Regions from separate parts of the Mus musculus genome. Here all the other regions are linked to region 3. The links are chromatin loops, found by intact Hi-C in ENCODE. Cell type or tissue: gastrocnemius. All regions are shown on one strand.

Region 1 (2,500 bases), 96 kb after region 3:
CTGGTATGAGTTTTCGGTGTTTCTCTGGTTTAGCACATTCATCTTCTGTGATCACATGACACCCAGTCTCCTGCCTCAAACCGTGGTCTACAAATAGAGCAGGGTCTCAAGAAAATCAAAAATGATCCTTGGAGAGCCATTGACACTGTCCAGAGAGGGGACAGAAGTTCTGGGCAACACATGTACATTTCAGTTAGTGGTATGCACATAAGAGTAGATATTTGTGTGTCTCTGTGCATAGAGCAACTCCACATATGTGTGCACAGACATGTGTGGTGTGAATGTGGCCTGGAGCATGCAGCCCAGGGAATCCTGCAGAGCTGAGCCTTGCAACACTGACTCTCAAGTGAGGCTCCCAGGCTCCCTGGGGAGCTCTGAGGGTGTAGGCTGAGAGTCCCTCCCATATCATTCAGTGTCCCTGAGGCTTTCCCCTTATGGTAGCCGTCTGCAGCTGCTGTCATTGACTCCAGAATCCACTGCCTAGAATGTCACCTCTCCCCACCCCCGCCCCCAGCAACCACCACTCCCATGAATTCCTGAGGATAATACATGCCTGGATGCCAAACTTAAGCACACATGTTTCAGTGGTGTACACTGGGGCACAGGGACTGTGTGCTCGTGACTTGGGTGACACTGGCAAGAAGTACAGACCCTGTGTTGCTCCCTTATTTTGCGGCTACCCCAGCCCAACCAGAAGCACTAGAGGACAGGAGTGTGGGGCTGGCCCCAGATTACAATTTCTTCACAGAGGCGGCTTCACACTATTCTCCTCCCTAAGCTCAGTACATCACATACCAGAAGCCTCCCAGAATGGCAAACAGGCCAGCGAGGCCAGGTCTTGGGGAGTGGATGGGTGGTGAAGTACAGTGAAGGTCCCCTCCCTGATACCTGGTGGCAGAGGGTGGGCTCGGGGGACATTGAGGAGGATTGGCTCTGCAGCAGGGACTCTGATGAGCTCAGCATCTATGCGACAGCGATAGTGGAGGAGACAGAGCTCCTTGGAAAGGAGCTGGAATCTGAGGAGCAATGCCGAGCCGGCAGAAGGGGGACGTTGGAGCAAGATGCAGGGTGAGTGGCTGGGGCCAAGAAGGCACTGAATACAGGTAAGAGGACTCAGGGGGTCAGCTTCTAGACTGATCCCAGCCATTGCTACATTCTCTAGAGCAGTGGTTCTCAACCTGTTGGTTGTGACCTTTCTGGGGGACTCTTTCACAGGGGAGACATATCAGATATTTATATTACAGTCATAACAGTGGTAAAATTACAATGTTGAAGTAGCAACAAAAATAACCATGAAGTTATTATGGTTGGGCATCCCACAACATGAGGAACTGTATTAAAGGGCTGCAGCATTAGGAAGGTTGAGAACCACTGATCTAAGGGTTTCTTTACTCTGGGAAGGCTGAAGGCTGCAGCTCCCAATGCCAAGCTGGTGGTAGTAGCCCCTTCTTGAGCAGCAGATCCTCGGGGTGAGGGGGTGGAAGCATCTGTCATGACATGGATGTGATGAGGTGGCCCCTTCTTGGTGATTCTTGGACACAGTTTCTCTTTCTCCCAAATGCTGTCAGAGATCGAGAAAGCCTGTTGGAGCCAGCTGGCACCCTGGCTCACATCATGTCATCACAACAGGAAAGATGGAGTGAGGACTACATCTTCCCTGTATCCCAGCCCACTCCCTGCTGGGATAGCAGTCATCACACACACACACACACACACACACACACACACACACAGACTGGGTATTTTGACCTGTAACTTTCCTGCAGAAGTTGCAAGGAGACTTTGTTCTTGAATACTCTTTAGAAACCTGAACCGCATCCTAGGACCCTTTGGCTCATCAGCCACAGCTGTTGATGCCAGGGCATCACAGATGCGGGCCTCAACAAGAAACATGAGGTCCATGGGGGATCTGCCAGATGCACCGTCTGTGAGGCAAGCTCTGAGCTACAGTGGCTTCCTGCTTCTGAGACCTACCCCTTCATAGCCCTCTAGCTCATTCTACACAGTCCAGTAATGCTCAAGGCACCTGGAAGGGTTTTGTTTGTTTATTTACTTATTCATTCCTTTGTTTTGTTGTTGCTTTTTGCTTTGGGTGGCTCAGGGGTGTTGAGATGCTAAGAGCATTGTGAGAGCAAGTTGCCCTGACTCTGACGCAGTGTGACACTAAGCATGTCATCTCACATGTGGATCTCGGGTTCTAGCTCTATTTTTTAGTAACAGGGACTGAAGCACTTCAGAGGAATGGCCAATTCTGGACTTGGCAGGCAGTTGACACAGTGAGCCCAGAGCAACGGTGTGGTGCCAGCAAATGCAGAAGTGTGCTCAAAGCCAGAATAAGGCTCATAACGACAGGCATCTGTTCACAGGGACCAAGAGCCAGCTGACAGAGCTCCCCACAGCAAGCGCTAGGGTGATTTAAACAATAAAATAAATAAAGCATTATTGGATTACAGCTGAGGAGGAGATAAATATTCATGAGCCCACCCTCATGTAAACAGCT
Region 2 (2,500 bases), 100 kb after region 3:
CATGACTCAGAGTGTGACATCACATCCCCACCAGCAGGGGCTGGGCTGACACTGGTAAATGGTCACTGTGCAGGGCTCTCTCTCATAAAGAACAGGTGATGTTATTGTTCTTCAAACCACTGGCAGGAGAAAGGCACAGGGTGGGTGGGGCCTCACTAGACCTTACTGTGAGGAGAGGTGCTCACACCAAGGCCTCTTCCTATCTAAGTCACCTCTGTAACTAGTTTCCTAACCACAGCCAGGCTGTGGCTTTGAGATCCAGAGTCTGATAGGGGTTGTGATTGTCCAACCAGGACCTCTTCTGGCCCTACTCTCCAAACTTCCCATGCATTCTGACAGATTCCCACCTGTCCAAGGCACTCCCCCAATAAGCATAACCCTAGAGAGGCCCCCCAGATGGCTCAGCTGGGAGGGCTGGAGCCTGCCTCTAGGCACCTCCTGTTCCAGTCAAACTAAGAGGCCCATCAGTCCCCTACTGCAGTTCTGAAGGGTTGGGGAAGGGGTGTCCATGGGCCATCTACAGTCTCATGACTCTTCAGCCCAGCTCCACAGGGTGGAGACAAGCCCTGGTCTATCTGCCTGGTACATAGCTTGGGCATTGGGGACCCATGAATCTTGTAGGGTTATAGCCTGGACTCCAAGGACCAAACAGAGCTCAGTGGGAGGCAATGGGTGTTGGAGGAGCAGGAACACTGGATGAGCAAGCCTGCTTTAACCCCATAGCAGTCCTAGTGGACCACATGGGGTCAGTATGATGGAGCATAAGAGCAGGTATATGAATCTCCTGGACCAGATGGGAGGCCTCTTGAGGAGGGCTCCATAGCACTGTAGACACAGCAGTCATACAATGGGTTGTAGGACCTGGGCTCCAAGCACTGAAGTCAAGCAAAATTGAGTAGAGGATCTATTTTCCAAAAAGACACTAGCTCAACTCTCTCAACTGAAGTTCTCCTGGTCAAGGTGGGCAACTGGAGAGAGAGAGGGAGAGAGAGAGAGAGAGAGAGAGAGAGAGAGAAAGAGAGAGAGAGAGAGAGAGAGAGAGAGAGAGAGAGAGAGAGGTCACAGGACCCTTAAAGTGGCTCTGGGGACATTGTGAGTTCCTTCTTGCCAAACATAGCCATCTGTCCTTTTTATGGTTCCAATTGGTCTCAGTCCATGTCCTGCTTTCTCTAAGTCTGTAGGAAGTCACCCCATTGCTCTGGGTCCCATCATCCTCATTTGCAATTGGAGCTGGAACATGAAGATTACTCTTGGGCTCAGAGCACTCACAGACACGGAACACCCACATGTGAAGAACTCACAGGCATAGAATGTTCACAGAAACAGAGTATTCATATATACACAGAGCACTCCCATATGTGGGTCATTAACAGGTCAAAAGTACTTGCAGGATCACTCATGGGCACAGAAGTCTCACTGAGGGACTCACATATGTGGAACACTCACAGGCATAGAGCAATTCAAGAATGAAGCACCAATGGCCACAGAGCTTTTTTTTTTTTTTTAGTGGCACATTCCCACATGACACTGTGAACAACTCACAGATGCAGAGCATCACAGGCTCAGAGCACTCACAGGCATGGAACATGTATGGACACAGAGTGTGAAGTGCTCAGACCATGCTTGTGGGACTCCTCCACATGCTATGCTCCGATATCCACTCATCAACAATACAACACGCAGGGTAGCTCATCCACTCCTCTCCGTGGAACCTGGGTCCAACAGCCTGGTATTGTTCCTATGGCTTCTTAAAGCAAAGACTACATGGCTCTTACCCAGGAAGGAGAGTTTTCAAAGGTGCTTGATTGTAGAAGGCAGTTGGCCAATATTCATTGGATGAGCACACAATTATCATTATGATAATAGAATCTAGCCCACGGCAGTTAATTCAATTCTCAATCTCCATGGTCTGTTATTAATCTCCAGCTACTTAATAAGTGTGATAAAGAGAATGAGTCTCTGCGTTGCTAGGACGCTTTGCAGTCTCTAAAGCTCATGCCAGTCATCATGGTCCTTTATCTTTACATCATTTAGATAGTACAAGATCCAGAAGCAAAGGTGTGACACCATCCCCTGTTTACAGATGGCATAAGCAAGGCTCGGGTATAAGAAGTAATTTGACAGCTCACTGCTCAATTGATGGATTTAAGATCTTTGTAAAGGAAAGGTAGAGGTATGAAGCAGGGTCATTTTCTAGGACTAATTAAGTAAACACAAATTTAACTATGCTCTGCTCTGTGACCTCATGGGAAACCTTTGTAGCATTCCTATAACTGCCCCCAAACACTCATGGGATTTCTGCATACTTCTCTCCCCACTGAACAGACAGAAGGTCAGTGGTAGCCTGGTGTAACATGATTGAGTGGGTGGATGGCTGGATAGATGGATTGAAATATATGAATGGCTTGATGGGTAGACAGATAAATAATGGATGACAGATACATGGACAAATGGATGGCTAGATGGATGAATGGACAGATGGCTGGTTGGCTGGCTGGCT
Region 3 (2,500 bases):
AATGAGGAGCAAGGGGGTGTGTCCACACCTGTACTGGTTAGTTTTGTGTGTCAACTTGACACAAGCTGGAGTTATCACAGAGAAAGGAGCCTCCCTTGAGGAAATGCCTCCATGAGATCCAGCTGTAAGGCATTTTCTCAATCAGTGATCAAGGGTGGGAGGACCCATTGTGGGTGGTGCCATCCCTGGGCTGGTAGTCCTGGTTCTATAAGAAAGCAGGCTGAGCAAGCCAGGGGGAAGCAAGCCAGTAAGCAGAACCCTCCACAGCCTCTACATCAACTCCTGCCTCCAAGTTCCTGCCCTGTGTGAATTCCTGTCTTGACTTCCTTTGATGATGAAAGAGATGTGGAAATATAAGCTGAATAAACCCTTTCCTGCCCAACTTGCTTCTTGGTCATGATGTTTTGTGCAGGAATAGAAACCCTAAGACAACACCCAATTCATTCCTATGAGGGGAAGAGTTCTTGGTAGCACTCAAGGCATGGGTTCCCGTTCCCATCCTTGAGTGCACGCCTTTGCTTACATCGTCCATCCTGCCCTGCCCACTGTCCCTCATGTCTCACGCCCATTCCATGCTGCAGAGCTAGAGAGACCTTTGCATGGTCCAGCTCCGCTGCTCACTGGGCTGTGCCCACAGATGCCCTCCTGTCTATAGCTGCCTTTATCTTCTCAACAGTTTCCCTGGGGTTTCAAATCTAGATGTTGCTTCATTCCACAGCCTGGAGCCCCATTTGTGCTGAGGATCCCCAGTCTGTGCTTCTGGGATGGCTTTGGTGTGGGGTCCTAAAAGTTTACACCTCCCCGTATCCTACGCAGGTGTGTGATCTATTTTGGGTTTGTGTCTGAGGTCTGGCTGGGGGAGGTGCCGTTGCTGGATGGAGATGCCAACTCCCCAAGTCTGTTCTGCACCTGTCAAGTGTAAGGCAGCTACAGACTGGAGGGTATCTATGGGTCTGGCCTCCATCCCCCAACACTGTGAATTCTTAGATACTTAGGAAACGCAGGCTCCTCACACCCAGCCCTGTTTTCAAGACCAGTGATGTGTAATGGTAGGTGTGTGTGTGTAGTGGAGGAGTGCACACTGTGCCTGTAAAGTGTGTGTGAGTGTGGGAGGGAGTTAGTGTCACCGTTTAAGTGTGTATATGCCTATCTTCAGTCCCATGCTCCTCCCCGCTTCCCTCCCAGGCCTCCCGGGTGGCCCAGGAACCCCTATTTCAAGGCATCTTTGTGTTGCTCCCCTCAATTCTGCCCACTCCAGTCTGAGCCTGACAAGCAGCCCTGCAAGGGTTCCGAAGATGCTCTGTTCTCTTGTCCTGGGGACCCAGCCTATCTGCAGATGTACTGTAGTTACTAGCTTTAAGCTCTAGGGGGCAGCAAATGGCCATGTTTCCAGGATGTCTGGCCAGGAGTTTGAGAGCCTCCTCTGGTTCTGTCTGAGGGTCCAGCGAACCCCAGGCAGACCAGGAGCTCTGATCTGTGATCTCAATACAAATGGAGATACATTTGTATGTATCTGATGGCTGCCTCAATCAGCAAGAGGACCTCGGTGTGTGTGTGTGTGTGTGTGTGTGTGTGTGTGTGTGTGTGTGTGTGTGTTGGGGTGGGAGGAGAAGGGAGGGTTGTACAGCTTAGGCCTAGGGGCTACAAACTTAGCCATTGTCTGCCTGGAGTCCTGAGGCCTCCAGAGGACACAATGCCATCTCTGCCTCTTTTTACCTCGAAAGAATGGCCTCACTGTTCACAGCTCCAGTTTCTTTATCTATAACATACATTTATTGAGTGCTAGATTGCACTTCTGACAGGAAGTGGCTGTCACAGTGCCTGGTGCACACACAAGTGCTTAGTGTGACCAGTCTGAGTCCTCCATAGGCTCAGTTTCCCTGTACTTCTAAAGTCAGACAGATGCCTTTTAAAGGATGTTTATGCACAACATGCATGATCCTGGATTCATCTATATATTAGCCTTCATATCTGTTAGCTAAAGATATGGAATCCTGCTGACCTGTGAGTGGAGACTGCACAGAATCCTGGGGGGTGGGGGTGTTCTCAATCTCTCTCTGCCTCTGTGAGTGTCCATTAACCAGAATCTGGAGGGGAAGGGGAACTCCCCCTCTGCCTTTGGATTTTCTGGACGTTCATGTTTTCCTAATGGTCATTTTAAAATGTTCTTGCAGGGATCATTAGCTGCTTCTATTAGCCGAGACACAGGAATGTGTCACGTAAACTATTATGTTTTACAGGAACCAGAAGGAACCAGAAAAGTTAACAGTTCCCCCGGGGAACAGGATTTTGGGTGATATTTATGTATGTGGTGGGGGTTTTTATATAAATATGTTTCCTAAATATACTACAATGAGCATATATTATTTTTAAAATCAGAAGAAAATGTAACACTTGTTCTGAAGTAAAAATAGAATGAGTGGGAGACTGGGCGGAGAGAAAAATATGTGTGTGTGTATATATATATATATACACACATACTTGTATTTATATCCATCCC

The links. A loop is a pair of places that touch in the nucleus more often than their neighbours do. Peaks named below come from ENCODE experiments on the same cell type or tissue, not always from the same donor. Only the 100,000 strongest peaks of a DNase experiment are listed, where the experiment ranks them.
Region 1: it touches region 3 in a loop (2.1-fold over the local background); 7 of 42 quality-filtered maps call a loop at or near these places.
Region 2: it touches region 3 in a loop (2.6-fold over the local background); 12 of 42 quality-filtered maps call a loop at or near these places.

Annotation. Positions count from the first base shown.
Region 1 is chr5:36,128,293-36,130,792 of GRCm38, forward strand. All of the region lies in intron 3 of Sorcs2 (sortilin-related VPS10 domain containing receptor 2), which reads right to left. Among named protein-coding and RNA genes, the nearest start is that of Gm52810, 17 kb to the right of the region's middle. In gastrocnemius, no CTCF peak of the experiment used is centred here; DNase peaks (open chromatin) are centred at 1,020, 1,605 and 2,293; H3K27ac peaks cover 350 bases.
Region 2 is chr5:36,136,331-36,138,830 of GRCm38, forward strand. The region is part of intron 3 of Sorcs2 (sortilin-related VPS10 domain containing receptor 2); the gene reads right to left. Among named protein-coding and RNA genes, the nearest start is that of Gm52810, 8.7 kb to the right of the region's middle. In gastrocnemius, no CTCF peak of the experiment used is centred here; no DNase peak of the experiment used is centred here.
Region 3 is chr5:36,032,628-36,035,127 of GRCm38, forward strand. The region is part of intron 18 of Sorcs2 (sortilin-related VPS10 domain containing receptor 2); the gene reads right to left. Among named protein-coding and RNA genes, the nearest start is that of Gm52811, 51 kb to the right of the region's middle. In gastrocnemius, a CTCF peak has its summit at 1,349 (motif pointing right); a DNase peak (open chromatin) is centred at 1,383.